Linked DNA regions of Homo sapiens: all the other regions are linked to region 3. The links are chromatin loops, found by intact Hi-C in ENCODE. Cell type or tissue: MCF 10A. All regions are shown on one strand. Links, peaks and the distances in the headings refer to the core of each region. The heading gives the core; the rest is flanking DNA. Region 1 has its middle 66 kb from the start of MARCO. Region 2 overlaps MARCO (macrophage receptor with collagenous structure). Region 3 has its middle 27 kb from the start of MARCO.

Region 1 (6,739 bases), core at 801-5,800, 93 kb before region 3:
GCCCCAGGTCATGTTTGTGGAGCCCAGCGACGTGAAACTCCCCCTTCCCCAGGCTGTTCCTCAGTTTCCAGCCCTGCCACTACTTGCAACAGCCAGTCATCCGCCCAGGGTTTGCCAGGTTCCTCGGGGGCCAAGCATCCGTGTGTACCAAGCACCTTCTGTGTGCCATGGAGCACCTGCTACGTTCTTCCCAAGCCCCGCCAAAAGGTGTGGAGATGTGGAGAAAAGCTCTCATCAGCTGATCCAAGCACTGCAATCAGAAAATCCAGGAAAATACTGTTTTAACATGCATTTGAACAGACCTGCAAATTTCGTGTGTTATCTTTAATGCTATTTTGAGGAGACAAAGCAATTTTGTCCGTGTTCATTAAGGTTGTACTATATGGAGTTCGGGAGCGGGGTGCAGGAAGGAATCCCACTCTGGCCCTGGGCCTGGTAGGAGTTCACATCAGAGGCCCTGCTGGCCCTCACCGTCCTGGGCCACCCTAACTCATCACTGTTTTGAAATCACATTTCCTCGTGGTTTTCTGTGGATCCTAGCCTTGGTGCAGGAACTGGGTCTCTGATCTTCCTATCAGCAGTGTTCAGCACAGTGCCTCATGGAGAGTAGGCATGTGTCAATATCTGCTAAGTTGCGGTGGGGAAGATGCAAGCGTGAGATAGTGAGGTTGGGGACACGGTTGTGACCGGTACAAAGGAAAACAGAGGTGCGGCACAGGATGAAGCAGTGAAGAACCCTTGGGTTAGGACATTAAACTATCAGTAGCCATCAATGTATTAGAGCTCCCAAATTTGCCATTCTCAGGAAATGGGACTTAACCAGGAGGCTAGCCACGGCAAGACTTGGTGCCCAGCTGGGTAGGAAGGAGAGGAAGCACGTGAAGGTGCTGCGCAGGTGTCTTCAGCAGGATGAGTGGAGGACCACTCAGCTCTACACACACCTGTGTTCAAATCCTGCCTCGGCCTCCTACCAGCTGTGTAACTGTGAACACACAGCTCCTCATCCGTAGATGGTCCTTGTAGTATCTACCTTGCAGGTTGCTCTACAGATTACATGAGAAAGCGTGTGCCTGGCACAGGGTGAGCCCTCAAACGATAGCCTCCTGACGATCCCCAACACTTCCAGGAAAGGCGGCAGCACACCCTCCCCACTCTAGAGTTGGATCCTTTTCCCTTGACAACCCGCCAGCACCTGTTCCTCCCCATCCACTCAGCTGCTGACCTTGGCTCATGCCCTCTAAGAAAATAGAAGCAATTTTCAGATGAGAATTCCTTCATCCCTCATCTTCCCACCACCAGATCCACTGGTGACTGCATCTTTATTCATAGCTTTGCCTTCCTTACTGCTGTACTAGAAAAACTATTCCTGTTCCCACCGATTGCTCAGGATCCTTTGCCCCCTCGTCCTCATAACAACTCTGCTCCTGAAATTATGCCCTCTCTCTTGAATTATTGATTTCTCCCTCTCTACTGGGTCATTCCCATCAGCATACAAACAGGATGTATTATATTTTGCTCTAAAACATCAAGTTCTCTCCTGCACCCCATCTCTCTCTCCCCCAATCTTCAGTCCCATTTCTCTTCTCAGCCCGCCCAGCATCCATGTTCTCTGGACACTGTACCTCCTGTCCTAGAATGGGCCCGCCCACCAGTGACACACAGCAGACCCACGACGACCAAGACCGAAAGCCTGAACTCAGGAGGAGGAGGTTTCTGGGTTCTTCGATGATGCATATTGCACTTTTATTGTTGGCTTCAACTGGCAATTTTTCTCTGTTTATAAACTTACACTCATGGTAGACAACCCTCAAGCCATGGAAAAGTATAAAAAATAAAATTAAAATCAATCATAATCCTTCTACCAAAGAGAAACATTTTGGTGTGTTTTCCTCCATTTCTTTGTAATTTTCCCCTCAGCGTGTACATTTTTTAAACAGTTCATTTATTAAATATATATACACACGCTGTGTGCCATGCACCGCACTCAACAATGGGGTTGTAGCAAGGTAGATATGGCCCCTGCCTCAGAGCAGAGAGAAACAGCAGTTCCAGACCTCGCTGAGTACCATCACGTAAGCAGAATCCAGGTGTTTGAGCCTCAGGACAAAAAGGGTGGAGGGAGAGATGAATGACCACAGGCACTCTGGGTACTTACACTAAGGTTGACCTCAGGCTGGAGAGTAAATTCTGGGTAGGTGGAAAGTGGTGATCTGAAAGCTGAGAGGTCATCAGGGCCAGATGACCGAGGACCTCTTCCACTGTGGCTGGGAGTGGGGACTTCCTTGTAATGGCAGCAGGTGGTCTTGGAAGTGTTTTAAACAAGGGAAGTGACTAGATCTGAGGTCCTTCTGGCTCTTTTGGTCTAATGGATAGAAGGGAGCATGATTGAAGGGAAAGAGACCAGTTCAGAGGCTATTGCAGTCTTCTAGGTCACGAATGGTGTGGCTTGGGCATGGAAGGGGTAGGTGTGGAGTGGCTGGGGGTGGGAGATAAGAGGACAGACCCAAGAAACATCGAGGGAGACTCACAGGTCTTTGGTGCTGGATTGAATCTGGAGTGGAGACGGTGAAGGAGAAGGAGGAAACTGTTCTTATTTCATTGTAGTCCTTCTGTACATATTGTTTTACAACTTTTTTCCTTAAATATATCACGAATACTTCCCCATATTCCTAAGCATCCTCTGTAATATGGTTTATAATAGTTAAGAGTCTGTAATTACATTTAACGTACTATCATTTAGTTAACCAAACCTCTACTGTCAGTCATTGGCTATTTCTAATTCTTCTCTAGAATAGAAGCAAATCTCAGCTCACGCATATAGTCAAATAAAGTGAAATTCCTTGGAAAACCTCTTAAGTCATCCATAAAGTACAGTGTTCTTTGTTTCATATACACACCATGTATACTAAAGTATATGTGTAAAGGTATAATGTGTAGCCTATAATAAAGAAGATACATATGAAATAGCACTTTAGACTACTGCTTAAATGGCTGCTTTCTTTACATGTTTCTGAACACAGGTAGTAGAATTTACATAAGTTAAAGGCACATTTGTGTGACTCCACAGTGCTCTTCACAATACTCCGAGGAGCTCACATGTACTTCTGTGGTTGGCAGATTGTCTCATTAGCCTGGTTCTGTACCCCTCCTGTCCACTCCCTTTTCCGTGTGGTTTTACCATCCTTCAACTCTAGATGGAGTGAACTTCCCTGCTCTGACTTTGGACTTGACCATGTGACTTGCTTTGACCAGGGAAATGTGCCACTTCTGAGCCCAGGCCTTAGGAGAAATCAATGTCTTCCTGCTTGCCTTTGTATCCACTACTTTCACCAGAAGAGCTCCAGAGAGAAGACAGATGGAGCAGACCTGAGCCTGAGCCACAGCAAGGAGCCAAATCCAGCTGGTCCTGTGGCTTGAGGCAGAGCTGCTTAGTGGAGTCTAGCTTAGATAGCCAATCCCCAGCTGATCCAAAGATGTGTGGGTGAGCATAAATAATTGTTGTAACCTACCATCTGAGTTTGATTCGTTACACAGCAATAGCTGACCAATACAGTGGGCATTTCAATTAGTTTTTTTTGTTTGTTTCAAAAAGCTTGGGTTCCATCTTGCCATATTGCCCCTTTCCCTCACTGAAAATCCATCTCTATTTCTATTTCCAGTGGATACTGGGGCCTGTTTTCTTCCTGTCTCATCAACATCAAGGATTTTTTTTAAATTGCCAATTTAACATGCAAATAAGTGTTCTCTTTTTTTTTGCATTTCTTTTATTATAAGTGAGGATAAACATTTAAAAATATGTTTACTAGCCTATAGTCTCTCTTTTTGTGAGTTTTTGGTTTATATTCCTAGGACTTGGCCTTATTCACTTCTGATTACCCTGCCACAAAGGGGAACTGAAGAGTGTTTAAACAAATTCCTTGAAGTCGGCTTTATCACCTGGCTAATCCCACAGACTTACAACAACCCCATCAGGTGAGTGCTATTTGTGTACAATTTTAATAATAAAGATTCCTATATACTGTCTGATTCATTTTGCAACAATGCATGTTTTCTGAATGCCTCTTGAATCTAGCGTGGTGCAAGCAAAAATGTATTTAAAACTGAAAGACCAGAAGATGAGTTTTAAAGACCAAAGGAAAATCATTTTATTTCTCTCAGCCTCAGTTTTTACATTTGTGAAATGGAGATAATAATGGAATTTTTCATTCAATGTTGCTGAGAGGAATATAAACGATCATGGGTATTCAGTGCAAAAATACAATGCATCTAGCATCTAGCATGCTACAAACCACATAGTAAGTAAGTCTTAGATTCTCACTGAACTTTCCTTCTTTACATGGGTGGGCTATATGGATAAAGAGAAACGAAATATTTATCTGAAGTGAGAGCAATCAAAAAGATTTTCTAAAGGAGGCACAATTTGTCCTGGGACTTAAAGAGTGTGGAGAATTCTGGAGTAGTGGAAGGAAGAAGGGAAGATATGCTGGGTGGAGACGTGGTAAGAATGAGGCTTGGTATCAGAAGCTATTCTAATCAAGCTACGGTTATTCAGTCCCCAGTATGTGCCAAGAGCACAGCAGTCACTCCAGATGGCAGTATTTTCATTATCATTATTCCCACCTTACAGATGACAAACAGAAATTCAGAGAGGCTTTGTGGCATCCTCAAAGCCACACAGCTGGTCATTAGTGCTGGGATCCGAATCTGATCTCAACTCCCACTCTCTTTTCAGCAAACCACCTAGCAGCCAGGGATTCTCTGAATCTCTCTAGTGCTTCTGAATCTCTGGCCTCTAGAGAGAACCTGCCATCGGGCCACAGAGAGCATGGGAGCCTCCAGCCTTTCGGCGGCACCTTCAGGACTCCCTTCCACTCCTTAGTCAAGGCTGTGCATTTGGGGCAGCACCCGGCCAGGGACAAAGCAGGGCAGGGCAGGGCACTAGGATCTGCAACTCCTGCCCACCGAGGACCCCTCTGAGAGGCCATCCTTGCTCTGGGTCTCCTTGTCAATGTGGCCAAGTCGGGGGCATGTCTGCATTACAGTCTGAGGTTCTCCTGCTCATCCTGCTCCCTCCATGTTTTCCCTTTCACAGATGCTACCCCCAATATTTCTCTTGCACTCCTCACTTCATCACTGTCGGCTTCTGGAGGAGCCACAGACTCACTATCCTAGACCTCCCAAGCCTGGTGCTGATGGGAGGGCCTGAGAAGACCCATCCGCCATGTGCAGAGGGCTCAGTGGGGCCAATGTTGGGGTGGGGTGAGCTGGGAAGGGCCTTAAAGGATGACTACAACAAAGGCTGAGTGCCCACTGTGTGCCAGACACCATTTTAAATGCTGTCTTTTTGCTTATTATTTCAATGAATCCTCACAAGAACTCTACGAGGAAGAAACTGTTACTATTTATTTTACAGGGACGGAAACTGGGCCTGGAGAGGCTTGATGCCTTTCTTGTGCAGGTGACAGAGCCATTGCACAGCAGCACTGGGACCCTAACCTGTGCCATTGGAGTCCAGAACTTTTGTTCTCAGCCACACCACTATGATCTGCTGCTGGGAAGTGCCCTGCGGGGTGCCCTGCTAGGTGGGGGAGTGGCAGGAGGGCTTGTGCACAGGGTTTTTTTTGAGAGGCCTACCATCTCTGTCCTGCCCAGCCAGTCTGCCCAGAGCTGCAGGCCGCAGCCAGGAATGGAGCATAGGAGGGAAAACACATTTCAAGTGGACAGTGCAGCCACGTCTCCTGCCACAGAGTCATGTGGAGGCCATGCCTCACATTCAGTGGCCCCAGATGACGCTGTAGTGCTGATTTTACCCAGTTGCTCATCACCCACAAAACCAGTGTCCTGACACACAGCAGTCATGTGCATGCGGCAGCCCCTGTGGATCTGCAAGAGAAATCTCTTCAGCTTAGCACAGCCTGAGAGCTTATGGGAGGAGTCACCTGGCAGAGATGCCGGCAGCAGCAACCCTCCTTTCTCTCAATCTTATTGGTGCCAGACAGACCTGGGTTTGAATCCCAGCTCTGCCCTTCCTAGCTGTGTGTCCTCTGTAAACTAATTTTTATCAGTTGCTGCATAACAAGCCACCCCCAAACCTAGTGGTGGTAAGCCACAGCCATTTGTGATTTCTCAAGAGTTTGTGGGTTGGTTGGGCAGGTAGTTCTTCTGCTGTGGGCTGGGCTTGACCAGCTCGGCTGGGCTTACTAATACAGCTGTGGTTAGCTGTAAGCCGGCTGATGAACAATGACCTCAGCTGGGGCAACTGGGCCCCCTCCACCTGCTCACTCCCCCGCTAATGGGCCAGCCAGTCTTGTTTTCATAACGTAGCTTGGATTCCAAGAGACAGCAAGCGAGTGCAAGGTCCCTTGAGGCCCAGGCTTGGAACTGCTTCCCAGCACTTCTGCCACTTTCTGTTAGCCAAAGCAAGTCTTGAGACAAGCCCAGAGTCAAGGTGTGGGAAGCAGACCTTGCTTCTGGGGAAAGGAGCTGCAGTTACATTGTTAGTGCCATGAATATAAGCTGGGCAAAGCACAGCCAGCATACTGCATTGCTTCCCCACTCTGAGGCTGGGTTTGCTCATTTATAAAATGGGAATAATATTATTTATATTATGTGATGCCCTAGTGTAAGGGAAATGCCTGCACTTTAGTCAGGAATAGGCCAAGGCAGCCTGCCGGTGCAGCATGACTCAGTGGGTTTGGAGTGCAGGTGCACCACTCCAAACATTATGTAACCATGCCAT
Region 2 (6,739 bases), core at 555-5,554, 59 kb before region 3:
CAGTTCCAGGCAGTGTTTGCTCTTGCTATGGCATGAAAGTGTCCCTCAAAAGTTCATGCATTGGAAGCCTGGTCCTTAATGCAGCAGGTCCTAGTGGGGAGGTGTTTGGGTCACAAAGACAGATCTCTTATGAAGAGATTAATCCCATCTGGCAAGATGGAGTGAGTTCCTGCTCTTGTGAGACTAGATTAGTTACCAAGAGAGCTAGTTCCATTTCTCCACCACATTTTGACTCAACACAAGGCCCTCACCAGAAGCTGCCAGAGATAGCTGCCCAATCTTGAACTTCCCAGCCTGCAGAATCATGAGCTAAGTAAACCTCTATTCTGTGTAAATTACCCAGTCTCAGGTATTCTGTAGTAGTGACACAAAACAGGCTAAGACAGCTCTCTTCCCAAAGGTCCAGAACAGCACCTAGGAATATGTCCTGCATGGCAGTGCAGGAAAGGCTTTAGAGTCAGGCAAGTGTGTTTGAATTGTAGCTCTGTCACTCCCCAGGCTGATAACTTTGGAAAAGTCACTTAAGTATTCTGCATCTGAATTTTCTCATCTGTAAAATGGGGCTGCTAATGACTACCTGTCCTCAGCAGATGCATAATTAGTGTTCTAAGACAAAATTGGAATTGAGAAACGGTGATTCCCACCCACATGGCCCAGGTATCCAAGGCTAGCATATGGAGTACAGACTGGAGGTGCTGGGTGTTCCTGGGGCAGGGGCAGGGGCAGGGAGGGATCTGTTGAGGAGAGAAATGGTGAGACTATGAGGGGAAATTGAGGGATCCAGGAGGCAAAGTGGAAAAGGATGGGAAGGAGAGGAGTGAGAGGAGGTGGGTGTATATAGAGAGGCTCTAAGTGAGTTGCTGAATTACACAAGCTTTTCCTGAGGATGCCAGTGGGGCCCAAGCAGAAAGTGCAGATGGGCTCTGGACTCCACACTCTCTATGGAACCACAACAGCCTACTTTGTGGATCTGTTTCATGTATGTGGGTTCCAGATGATTTGGGCTGAAAAAGGGGTTGCCTGGTTTTAGTGCTAGTGGTTGCACAGTCCTGCTCTGAGCCCTCTGTCAAGGCTGTGTGATGTGCCTACCTGTCAGAGTCCTAAAGAGAAGGGGAGGCTCCAGCTCTATTCCTTCTTGAAGGAAATGACTGTGCTCCTCAGGCTTCTGGCTTTTCCCTTCAAGCCAGCCTCAGTGGCTCCACTCTGGTGAGTTTCAGTCACCTAGCCTGAGTCCCTCTCTCTCGGAGGAAAGAGGATGGAGGGAGACCCACTCCCCTCTGAGTGAGCCTGCTCTGCTCAAGCCCCCACAGGCTGAGTGTGAGTGTGTGTGCATGGGGGGTGCGAATGTCTGCAAATGTGTGTGAGCATATGCATATGTGCACAAGTGTGATTGTACTTGTGCAAGTGTAAGAATGCAAATATGTACATAGATGTGTGCTCAGACACGGGTGTGCATGAGTATATGCGTGTATGTGAGTGCATATATGTGCATGAGTATATGTGTGTATGTGAGTGCATGTGTGTGCATGAGTGTGATTACATTGGTGCGTGAGTGAGTGTGAGAATGCAAGTATGTGCACAGATGTGCCCTCAGACATGAGTGTGAGTGTGTGTGGTGTGAATGCATGTGCACACCTCTGACTGCACCATAAACCTTCCTTCTTCTGGTCTGCCTATCCTCCCCGCTTAAACCCTCCTCAGAAAACCCCCTGCTGGACACAGATCAATAGGCTCTTTGGGGTCCCTTCTATTAAATTCCTTCCCAAAATCAATTTCTGGAGGATTCTACCTCCTAACAAGTTTCCTTTCTTGTAACTGGTGGTGTTTTCTTTCTGCCTCAGCAGCCTGGCGGCTTAGAGACCTGCTTTGTTTACTCCCCACTCCCTTGTAAATCCTCTCATCTGCCCTTTGTCTAGTAAAGGTCTTAATGTCTTCGCATCTTCACATCCCAGCAGCCTCAACCCCTTGCGGAATTTGCAAGTTGGAGTTTCTAAATTAAGGGTGGATGGGAGCAGAGTGGAATGGAAAACTGATGTTTGGGTTTGTCCCTGGGGAGGGACAGCTCTGGGCCCCCCATTCTCTGACCGGGCCCCGTGAACCCATTTATATTAATAAGATGGCTGGGCAGAATTAGGCAACAGTCTAAAAAAATGGAAACTAATACTTTCCAAGCAACGATCATGAGCTTTGTGTCATTGTCTCTAATCCCCCTGGCAGCCCTCTGCAGCCCTCTCATCCCCAATCACAGAAAAAGAAACTGAGGCTCGGTTTCTTTGGGAACATCAGGAAACATTCCCAAGGGCACAGAGCTAGTCCAAGGTGGAGGTGCATGTGCCTGACACCAGAGTCCTTGTTGGACCAAGGAGGCCAACTTTCCAAAGTGGCACTGGCAGACTTACATTCTCACACAGAGGAGGGGGTAGGAGTCACACCCCCCAGCCCCATCTAGGATGAAGGCCATCTAGCCATACCTGCCCCTGAGGGCGGCTGCCCAGCCCTACTCTGGCCACCAGAAAGGGTGCTTCCCAGCCTCTCATCCCCTCTGGGGTCTCCCACCAGGCCTCCGTTCACCTACAGACCCCTCAGAGGTCCAGACTCTGGAGGGAGGCTGCGTCTGCAGCCCACAGCAGTCACTCTGAGAAACTTGCTGTGTATTTCTGGGTACATACCCAGCACCTACTCACCCGCCTCTCCCTTGACTCCCGGTGGGCCTTGGGGTCCCGAGGGGCCTGGAAGGGAAAGGGAATTCAGAGTGAAGCCAGAGAAGGAGGAGGAAAATGATTAAGGGTCAGAAGAAAAAGACCCGTACCTGTTGCTCCATCTCGTCCCATAGCCCCCTTGGCTCCCTTCTCAGCAGGTGGTCCCGGCGGGCCAGGGGCACCAGGCATGCCCATGGCCCCCTTGTGACCTTGAAGACCTGAGGAAGAGGAACAGAGACACTAATGAGTCAGTCAACAGGATGGGGCAACAACGCCATGCAATCACTTACATGGTGATTCATTCAACAAACGTTCACTGAGCATGGGGATGAGCCAACTGTGTGGAAAGAAGGAAAGAAGACAGAGCTCCTCCTGCAAGAAACCCATGGCCTAGAAAGCAAAAGAGAGACACTGAGTCACAGTCCTAGGAGCAGGTGTTAGCACTGCCCCTTTAGCTGGGTGACCTTGTGCAAGTTACATCATCATTTTGAGCCTCAGCTCCCTCATCAGTAAGATGGAATTAGTGTACTAATTACACAGGGATGTCCTGAGATTACCACGTGGGGACCATCATGGAAAACACACAAGGCAAGCTCACAGGAAGGCTCACAAGGGCAGGGCCTTGTCTGTCTTCTTCATGTCTGGATCCCCAGTGCCTATGCGACTTCTCATCCTCATGGAACTTTCAATAGGTATTTGTTGGGAGGAAGGAAAGAAGTCCAGGATGGATAGGGGAGAGAAACAGAGAGGCAAGTGGGTTTCGCAATCCCCTTCCCTGAAGCTTGGCTGAGGAGCAGTTCCCCTGACTGTGTTCCAGGCAGCCTGCGTGGGAAGGCAGTTCCACCGGCAGGCTGCCTCCAGTGAGACCATGACTTCTGGGTTCCACACCCAGCCCTCCTCCCCCACCCACCTATTTGTCTCTGGAGCCTTTTCAACAAAGGAACCTCTGGGAAGTCTTGACCAGGCAAGGCAAGCCATGGGGAAGGGGAGAGAACACAGCCTCCCTGGGTGGGAAAGGGTGATGGGCGGGGAATCTGGAGAGGCAGGTGGTGTCCGAGGAGGAGCCGAGACTTCTATAGCCCCAGCTGCTGGAAGAAGTTTCCTGTCTCTGGTTTCTGGGCACAAAAAGAAAGAGTGGGAAGAGACAGAGAGAGAGAGAGAGAGACAGAAGTCAGAGACAGAGAGAGACTGAGAAAGACATGGAGAGTGAGAGTTGGAGATTTTCTCTATGTACATACATCTATATTCAGAGAGAGAGAGAGGGAGACATGGAGAGAGATAGTTGGAGTTTTTCTCTATGTACATACATCTATATTCAGAGAGACAGAGAGAGAGACATGGAGAGAGAGAGTTGGAGTTTTTCTCTGTGTACATACATCTATATTCAGAGAGACAGAGAGAGAGACATGGAGAGAGTCGGAGTTTTTCTCTATGTACATACATCTATATTCAGAGAGACAGAGAGAGAGACATGGAGAGAGAGAGTTGGAGTTTTTCTCTATGTACATACATCTATATTCAGAGAGACAGAGAGAGAGACATGGAGAGAGAGAGTTGGAGTTTTCCTCTATGTACGCACATCTATATTCATACAGAGAGAGAGAGAGCCATAGAAGCCATGTTCTGTGCTCTGGGGTGAGGTGGGCAGCACTGTGCCTAGGGCGGGTGACAGGCAGATTTTGAAGGTTGTACTGAACCCATTGGGTTGAGAAGAAGTTTAAGCATTGATTCTGTCAGCAAAAGCAATTGAAATTGTTGAAACTGCCCCTCCTTAAAGGAGAGGAGCCAGCATTCATCAGGCTGGAGGCTCTCCTAGCAGCAGCATTTAGTTTTCTCAAGAATAACAGAATAACAACCATATATAACAATAGCAAATAATAGTCATAATAATAACGAAGACAAGAACATCATTGAGTACTTGCTCTTTGCTGGACACTGGACTAAGAGGTGTACATTTATTGTTTTATCCTGACACCAATCCTAGGAAGTCCTACCATATCTCCATCTTACGGGGGAGGACATAGAGCTCAGAAATGTTAGGTGACTTACTCAAGGCCACCCAGTTTACAGGGGCAGATCCAGGATTTTCTGTAGGCCCACCAGTCTCCCAAGTCCCTGCTTCCATCACTTTGCAAGGCTGCCTCAAAACCCTCCCTGGCCAATGGTGTGATCTGGGCCATCCTTGAAATATTATGGGACCAAAGGATTCTGTCCCAAAAATGGCATGTATATTTATCCTCAGGGGGAAATTTCAACCACTCAGCAGATGAAATGGAACAGGGCTGTGAGTGAAGCGTGTGTGTAACACAACACATGTGGGTTGAGGCAGGAAGAAAAGGCAAACAACCATAGCCTTGTCCTCAGAGAGCACATGCCATTGTCAGACAGCTTTTGCACTCCCTTGAGTCCTACAGCAACTCTGTGAGGCGAGTCGATTATCTCCACTGCTTCCTACACAGGTGAGTGGCTGGGGCTCCAGAAAACTTAAGTAACTGACCCAGAGTCACACCGCCAGTAAGCCCCAGGCCCAGGATTAGAACTCAGATCGGCCTGACCGCACAGCCTGCGCCTCCATGACACCTGCCTCCCATCATTACTGCCCTGTAGGAGAGAGGAGTGAGACACCATGGAAATGAGCACAGCACCTCTGGTGGGAAGTGCTATGTATGTGGTAGGTAAGAGTCACCTGGAAGGAATGCTTACAGGAAACCAGGAGAGAGGCTGCCCTGGCAGCCAGATGATGCCTGGTCTGGCCTGGGAAGGTAGCTAGATTTGGATGGGGGAGTGGAGAGAGGAAGCCTCTTTAAGTAAGGAGGGGGATGACAGCCCAGGGTCTGGGAGTCCAGTTAAGTTCTGGGAACAGAGAGGAGACCCAACTGAAGACAAAGGAGGCTGTGGAGACAGGGGAAGGTAAGCTAGGGTCAGCTGTCCAGACCCAGAATGGCACAGGCCAAGGGGCCCTTTTGGGGAGGTTTTGGGGAAAGAGCAGGGTGGGTGTGAGTGGAAATGAACCTACCTGGGGCGCCTTGTTCACCTTTGATTCTGAACATCCCTGCAAGGGAAGGAGAGTGAGCTGCAGCTGAGCTGTGGGGTACCCTTGGCCCAAGCCCCAACTGAGAGTGCCCAGGTTCTGCAGTGGGAGGGTAAGCCCTCCTGTGTGGGGCTCCCATCAGACTGTGGGGGTTTGGACAACAGGAGCCAAGCACCTGGCTGTTTTTTGGGAAAGAGTCCTTGGAAAGAGCCAGATGCTCAGCTGCAACTAGCGGACTGCACCCCGAGACCTGTAGATCCCTGGGAGTCTTGGAGGTGGGGAAAGGAGGTTGCTTCAAACCAGCCTGAGGAGGTAGAACCCCTTCGTATTGGTCAAAATGAGCTCCTTCACATTTCAAGGAAGGAAGAGACACTCCCATGGTGTCTGTGTCTGAACGTGGACTCCTTCCATCTGCCCACAGCTATCGCCCCTCCTCACACCCCCACTCAGCCTTCGTCTTTTCTCCCTGGGGAGGCCACAGCCTCTGGAGGGATTGGCCTCCTGGGTCCCGTGCTGGGCGTACCCCTTGGTCACAGGACCTAGCCATGGGATCACCCTCCTAAGCCTCAGCTCACACAGGGCCCAGAGCAAGGAACCCTGCTGGGGCTGGAGCTCTGTGTCACGGGGTAAACCCTACAACAGTTGAGCCACACCTAGCAGCTGGTTTTGCTGAAACTGTCTGAGGGCGAGGCTCTTCCCATTTTGGGGCAGGCTGAGAGAGGAGAGGGTGCAGCTGCAAGGCCCTGAGAGCACCGAGGGAAGGGGCACCCTTGGGGTTTTAACCCTTGGCTCAATTTTCCCCAGCCTGCAGCCCTACCACCCAAGTCACCACCTTTCCCCCAGCAGGTCCGGGTGTCCTCCTCCCCACAAAGTCCCCACATTGTCTGAACTAGTTTGGTGCCTTCAGTTGCTCTCTCCCCAACCTCATGTCAGTGTAAGTCAGCTGTGGGGGAGTGGTCCAGGGAACCGCCCCAGGCTCTGTGTTTTACCCTCCCTCCCAGACATTCTG
Region 3 (6,739 bases), core at 1,192-6,191:
CTTTCTAGGGATTCTGACCTAAGACCCAGGCAATCTTTAAGGTCACTGAGCTTGACTAACTTTTGATAGTGGTGTGTGGACTACAGTGTGTTCAGTTGCAAGTATCAGAACACCTATCTTAAATTGGCTTACACAACAGGGGAGCCATTGGTGCTTTAGTTGTAAGTTCAAAGTGAGGATGGCCTATAGGGTTGGTTTAGTTCAGTAGCTCAATGATGCCACCAATTGTTCAATCTTTCTGCTGCCAGCTATATCCTGATTTGGGTTCTTTTGGGAGTTGAAGGTTGCTAATGCCTCCTCACTGCCTAGAAAGAGTGATGGACTCGTATCCAGAAGCCCCCATCACACTCCAACTTGGACCACATGTCCAACTCTGAGTGTTTATCTGTGGCCAGGGGTGGTAGAAGGATTGTCATGGTTACTGTAGGTGTGAGCCACATGCCTCACTGCCAGAAGCAAGGGAAAGCAGCTTTTCCCAAAGCACATGGACAATGCAGGCAAGGTGGGGACGCTGAAGGGTCAATTGAGGGAAGAGTGAAGGGATGTTGAGAAAGCCATCTCAATGGCTATTTCAGGTGCATTTAGGGGCAGAGAAGGGGATGATTTTAGTGATATCTTATATGTAAAATGATTAACAATTTTATAGAAATTACCATTATTTGCAGATTTGTGATTACTTACCTGGAAAGCTCAAAAGAATCAACTGAAATAATAATAAAAACATAAAGAAAATCCTGTAAGATGGCTGGTAGCAAAATTAATATGCAACTGTAGCTTTCTTTATAGAAACAACTATCAATTAGGATAGATAATACACATAAGAAAATACCTCATTAAGACTGCAAAGAGATGAAATACCTGGAAATAAATGTAACGAAAATGTGTTAAGACTCAGCCCAACATGGTGGCTCATGCCTGTAATCTCAGCACTTTGGGCAGCCAAGGTGGGAGGATTGTTTGCGGTCAGTAGTTCAAGGCCAGCTTGAGCAACGTAGTGAGAGCCCATTTCTAACAAATAATTTTTTAAAATTAGCTGGGCATGATGGCTTGCACCAGTAATCCCAGCTACTTGGGAAGCTGAGGTGGGGGCATCATTTGATTCCAGGAGTTTGAGTCTATGGTGAGCTGTGATTGCACCACTGCCCTCCAGCCTAGGTGACAGAGTGAGACTCTGTCTCTAAAAACAAACGAACAAAATCTTAAGACTCCATGTGAAAAAAAACAACTTGTAAATTCTACTGAAGTATATTTTTAAGAGACATGAATGAATGTCTTCAATAATGATATTCAATGTTATAACAACATCAATTGTCCCTAAATGAATCTATAAATTGAATGCAAGTTCAATAAAAACACTAACAGAATTTTTTTGAGAGGAGAAAATTAGATACAATTTTCTTCTGAAATTTATGTGCAAAAAAAAAAAAAAAAAAAAAAAAAAAAGGCAAGAATAGCCTCGAAAGTGAAAATGAAGAGTTATGGAGGGGGAACTATCTTACAATATATTATAAAGTACTATAAAGGTACTGTAACTGAGTTTTCTCTTATCTACCTATCACTAAGTAACAGCAATGGAAGAGAAGAGAGAATCCACAAATATGAAAATAAACATTAAAATTCAAGGTGTAGAATAAGGTAGGCTTTATACCAGAAAAGATAGATTATTTAATAAATTATGTTGGGACAACTGGTTAGGAACTCCTTACCAAAAAAGTAAATGCTGATGAATCAGATATATAGCATTAAAATAAAAAGTGGGAAATACCTGAAGGAAAGGTGGTATGTTTTAGTTTATTTTTTGCATTCTGGAATGGGGAAGAATTTTCCAAGCAACACCAAAACATAGAAGCTATCAGTTTGACTACATGAGAGATAGCTGTATGGGGAGAACATACTGTAAGCAAAGTTTTAATTTAAGAGGATAAGACGCCAGGTGCGGTGGCTCACGCCTGTAATCCCAGCACTTTGGGAGGCTGAGGCGGGTGGATCACGAGATCAGGAGTTCAAGACCAGCCTGGCCAAGATGGTGAAACCCCATCTCTACTAAAAATACAAAAATTAGCTGGGTATTATGGCAGGTGCCTGTCATCCCAGCTACTAGGGAGGCTGAGACAGAAAATTGCTTGAACCCAGGAGGTGGAGGTTGCAGTGAGCTGAGATCACACCACTGCACTCCAGCCTGGGTGACAGAGCGAGACTCCATCTCAAAAAAAAAGAGGGTAAGACAAAAAAAAACGGTTAAAACACATTTCACAAAGGGCTGATGTTCTTAATATGTTAAGAGTCCACAAACAAATGAAAATACTACAAGGAGAACGGACAAAGCACATAAACAGGGAGTCTAAAGCATCGGAAGTGGGTTATAAACAAACGATAATGCAAGTTAGTGTTTCTTTTTTTAAATCGGTCAGATTGGAAAAAATAATAAAAGCTTGAAAAAATATTACTGGCAAAAGTATCAGGAGAATAGGCATTCTCATGCAAAATTGATGGCAATGTAAATCATCTCTTCCTTTGAAGAACAATTTGGCCATATCTGTGAATATAGCTGTCTTTTGGTTCAGTGAGTCCTCTTATAAGCATTTATTTCATAGGTATTCTTATAGATGTGGTCAAGGATGTTCATGGAGGCAGAGTTTGTAAGGAAAACACTAGAAAAACATTGAATGTTTCTTAATAGGAAGCCAGTTAAATAAATTATGATCCATTCATACAACGGAGCCTTATTATAACCCAGTAATGTTTTTGAAGTATCACCCCATGTAATTTCTGTCTTTCTAATTCTCTCTCTTTTTTTCCATTTTCTTTCCCTGACCCTGGGCCATCAAGTCTAGTCCGGAATCCTTGGGCTTGTGCAAAGTGCTTGCTGTCACATCAGGGTGCGGGAAGGTTGGATTGGCTTAGAACAGGGAAGTCTTTTTCCGTTTTGATTTCTGGACCTTGTAAGGTTCAGAATGAGCACACACTCTTGAAAGTTCAACATTTCCAGAAGTAGAAAGTGGGTGCATCTCACAACTCCCAAAGCTGGATTTTCATATTTCAAGAACCAAAGTTTGGAGGGCAGGCCACAGAGTTATTGACAATAAAATGACATAAAGTGATCGACTAAGGGGTGGCCCTTCCTAGTGCTAAAGGAGCAGCCAGCCAGGAGGTGCTGGAAGGAGGGAGTGGTTGAGCAGAGTGAGTGTTCAGAGGCGCACTCCCCTTGCGGTGTACCAAGACAGGAATGTGGGAAATTGGACCAGGCAGGGGCTCTTGTGCTGCTTTTCCAGGAAACTACTACGGGGAGATGAGCCTTCAGCTTAATGTCATGGCTCACCTGGTTAAGCAGCAAAAGGGGGCCACATAGGAGAGGCAGGTGGACCTGAGGGCATATCTCAATAAGATGTGGCAAAGGCACTGGGAGTTCTGGGGCACCAAGGAGCTATGAATGCACCAGGGGACTAGACCGAAGCACTAGGAGAAGCTTGGACTTAGAATAAAAGGCCACCGAGGGCAGAATCTTGATTCTGAAAGCCTTTGCAATCTCTGAGGTCAACGACAGAGGCTGCCAGCACTTCGTGGGACCAGTCACATCTCAGTGGATACCAGTGCAGGTGCTCCGGGCCAGCAGCTGATCACACTGCAGCAGATGATACAAAAAAATAAATGTCTAATTTGCATTGCCTGCTCACACAAGAGACACAAGAAACTGATGGCAGTGGTTATTCCCCAGAAAAAAGGCTTAAGGGATTGAGGATGTGAGAATGTCCAGGCACGCTCACAGTACTGTGTGAGCTCCCCAAGAGAAGGGTCTGCATTGCCCCCATCGGACTAGGCACTCACCAAGGTTAAGGCCCGTGGCTCTCCTATCAGACTAGGGGTTCTGCAAAGGCTGGGAATACACTTTCCCCAGCAGGTGCAGGATCTGAGGGCTTCCTGATTGTGCCCATAAGGGCCTTAGGGATGGCCTTATTGAGTCCTGCCCCTCTGACCACTGTTCAGCTCCTCCCCAGACTTTAGCAAACTTGTGTTGAAGAAAATGGGAGATGAACTGAACAGGAGCTGAGAGACGGCTGAAGAGGTGGCCCTGAGAAGTAGATTTCACATGCTTTGTAGAAAGGACAGTCCCAGTTTATACCTGTCATTGTGCCTGTTGTTCCAGTGTGATGATTAATAGTGTCCTCTTTTACTCTCAAGAGTGACCCTGTTTTGATGATAAATCATGTCATCACTATTTCTAGATCTCTGAGGGAGTGTCTCCCTCAGTTCCCAGAAGGGAGAGTCAAGACCCAAATTCCTCAGCCCTACATCAGCAATCACAGATTAATCATCTCCTGTAAGTCTCATGGGAATGCATCAGACATGTCCTGGGACTTAGGGAGGCAGGGACAGACACTACCAGTTGGGAATTGTTGCATGCACAACAAATGTTCCAAGAGCCCCAGAACTTCCCCTATTCAGCTTCCTCCTGGCTTTTCCCTCAGATGGAAACAAGATGATTGCAACAATGATAAAAATAACAGTAGCTACTTATTGTTTGGAACTCTCAAAATGTCACCACTTCCCTTAGAAAGCTCCCTGACCAGTATGGGGAAATGACTTTCACTCTGCTCATGGGACAGCCCAGTCCTGTGGGCAATGCATAGCTACAATCCTTTTAAGAAGAAGCAGGGACCCCTCTTAGGCACCTGCCATTCTCCCCACCCCACCCCTCATGTACGGAAATAAAGAAAACATATTGAATCCCTTCAAGGGAAATTCCAGGCATCTAGCTAGCCTTGAGAAGAAAATGAACAACACAATAAGAAAGAAGAGAGTAGTAGTAGCTTAAACAATAGCCACCCAAGTAAGCCTGAGTCATGAGATATTTGCTTCCCCATAGAAACAAAAAGATAACACCTTAGCATATGTTCTTGAGTTTTCTTTTAGAAACCAGGACTCCCGCTAGATGAAAATTGCCAACTGCTGTCACACAGACATCAGATAAGGGGGAGCTGAGGACTGAACTCTGACCACTGTTTTTTGTTCTAAATTTCTTCCTGAGAGACACAGAGAGAGTCAAGCCTACAGGCCATCAATCTTGCTAAGCTGGTCACTCTGGTCCAGTATATTGCAGCTTGCTTGCATGACCTGACTCTGGCATAGCACGTGATAATTTATGGGTTTCTTTATCCTAACTAACCTATGTTAAGGCCAAGCCTTAACATTCCTTTCTACTGACCCCAAGCTTTCAGATAAACTCTTGCTCCCTTAACCAACTGCAATTCAATGAATCTCTGAATTTACTCATGACCTATAAGCCCTACTTGAAGATATTCCAGGCCGGATGTGCTGGTTTATGCCTGTAATCCCAGCACTTTGGGAGGCCGAGGTGGGTGGATCACCTGAGGTCAGGAGTTCGAGACCAGCCTGGCCAACATGGTGAAACCCTGTCTCTATTAAAAATACAAAAATTAGCCAGGTGTGGCAGTGAGGGCCTGTAGTTCCAGCTACTCAGGAGGCTGAGGTGGGAGAATCACTTGAACCTGGGAGGCAGAGGTTGCAGTGAGCCAAGATTGTGCCACTGCACTCAAGCCTGGGTGACAGAGAGAGACTCCATCTCAGAAAAGAAAGAAAGAAAGAAAGAAAGAAAGAAAGAAAGAAAGAAAGAAAGAAAGGAAGAAAGAAAGAAAAAGAAAGAAAGATAGCTCACCTTTTTGGGCCAAACCAATAACTTACATGTATTGATTTATGATTTTGCCTGTAACTTCTGCTTTCTGAAATGTATCCCTGCCCTTGAAAGCCCTTTTTTGTAAGCCATCGAGAAGCTCAGGTCTTAAGTGTTAGCTGTTGAATTTCCCTTGCTTGGTGCCCTGCAATAAATGCTTTCTTTCTCTCCCTGCAAATCTCAGTGTCAGCGTTTGGCTTTGCTGTGCTGGGTGAGCCGACCCAGGTTCAGTTCAATAACATTTTGCAGTTCCCAGACTGAGGAGGAAAATCAGGCAAGTCACTCAGAGACTGACAGGAATTCTTTACAAAACCCTGCAAGACAACTGGTCTTATCCCCATTTTACAGATGAAAAAGCTGGGATTCAGTGAGGTGATATAACTTACTAAGGTCACACAGCAATTTGGTGGCATCACTGGCTTCAAGCTACAAATCCCATCATGATGTGACGTGCCATTGAATATGGTGACAGAGCTTAGAAGAAGGAGGGTGCCTTTTAAATCTACTTCCATTCAGAAGGGCACGTATTCTTCTATTCCCTGAGAGTGGCTTTGGTTTCCATGCCCAGGAACATTGTGGCACCTTCATCATGTGCCCTGTACACATGGGCATCCTGTGCCACTTCCACTGGGTCCCACCTCCCACATGTTCTGTTTGGTGCCCTGAGCAAAGGCGAGGCCGCCAGAGGCGCCAGGAACTAGGGACGGTCCTAGATGCTCTGCCTCAAGTACAATGTTAATAATTTTTGTGATGCTGACCGGGAGTTCCTTTTAGAATGATAATCTGATATTCTCGTTTTGTCAATTTTTTAATGTTGTTCAATTTTCTGTGTATCTGTATGAAACCTCAAATATTATGTGGAACAAGTTGAAAGAGAAAGAGACTGAAAGAGAAATAGTTAATGGTGAAGGCTGGTGGTTAGGGAAGGGTCAGAGACTCTCATGTGTCTAGCCTGTTTAGGAAAGCCCCTTCCTTACATCTCTGACCAGCATCCTTGACTAGCACCCGTGATACATAATAATCCTGGTCACTAATCCATATCCAGACATC

The links. A loop is a pair of places that touch in the nucleus more often than their neighbours do. Peaks named below come from ENCODE experiments on the same cell type or tissue, not always from the same donor. Only the 100,000 strongest peaks of a DNase experiment are listed, where the experiment ranks them.
Region 1: it touches region 3 in a loop (2.8-fold over the local background); 3 of 110 quality-filtered maps call a loop at or near these places.
Region 2: it touches region 3 in a loop (9-fold over the local background); 5 of 110 quality-filtered maps call a loop at or near these places.

Annotation. Positions count from the first base shown.
Region 1 is chr2:119,004,779-119,011,517 of GRCh38, reverse strand. No RefSeq gene overlaps it. Among named protein-coding and RNA genes, the nearest start is that of MARCO, 66 kb to the right of the region's middle. In MCF 10A, for the core only: a CTCF peak has its summit at 3,194; a DNase peak (open chromatin) is centred at 3,207.
Region 2 is chr2:118,970,511-118,977,249 of GRCh38, reverse strand. MARCO (macrophage receptor with collagenous structure) reads right to left here. Exons shown (of 17, transcript NM_006770.4): 4 at 5,716-5,751; 5 at 2,810-2,917; 6 at 2,685-2,729. Among named protein-coding and RNA genes, the nearest start is that of MARCO, 32 kb to the right of the region's middle. In MCF 10A, for the core only: no CTCF peak of the experiment used is centred there; DNase peaks (open chromatin) are centred at 3,019, 3,519 and 5,369.
Region 3 is chr2:118,911,696-118,918,434 of GRCh38, reverse strand. No RefSeq gene overlaps it. Among named protein-coding and RNA genes, the nearest start is that of MARCO, 27 kb to the left of the region's middle. RefSeq lists an enhancer at 3,642-4,841. In MCF 10A, for the core only: no CTCF peak of the experiment used is centred there; a DNase peak (open chromatin) is centred at 4,304.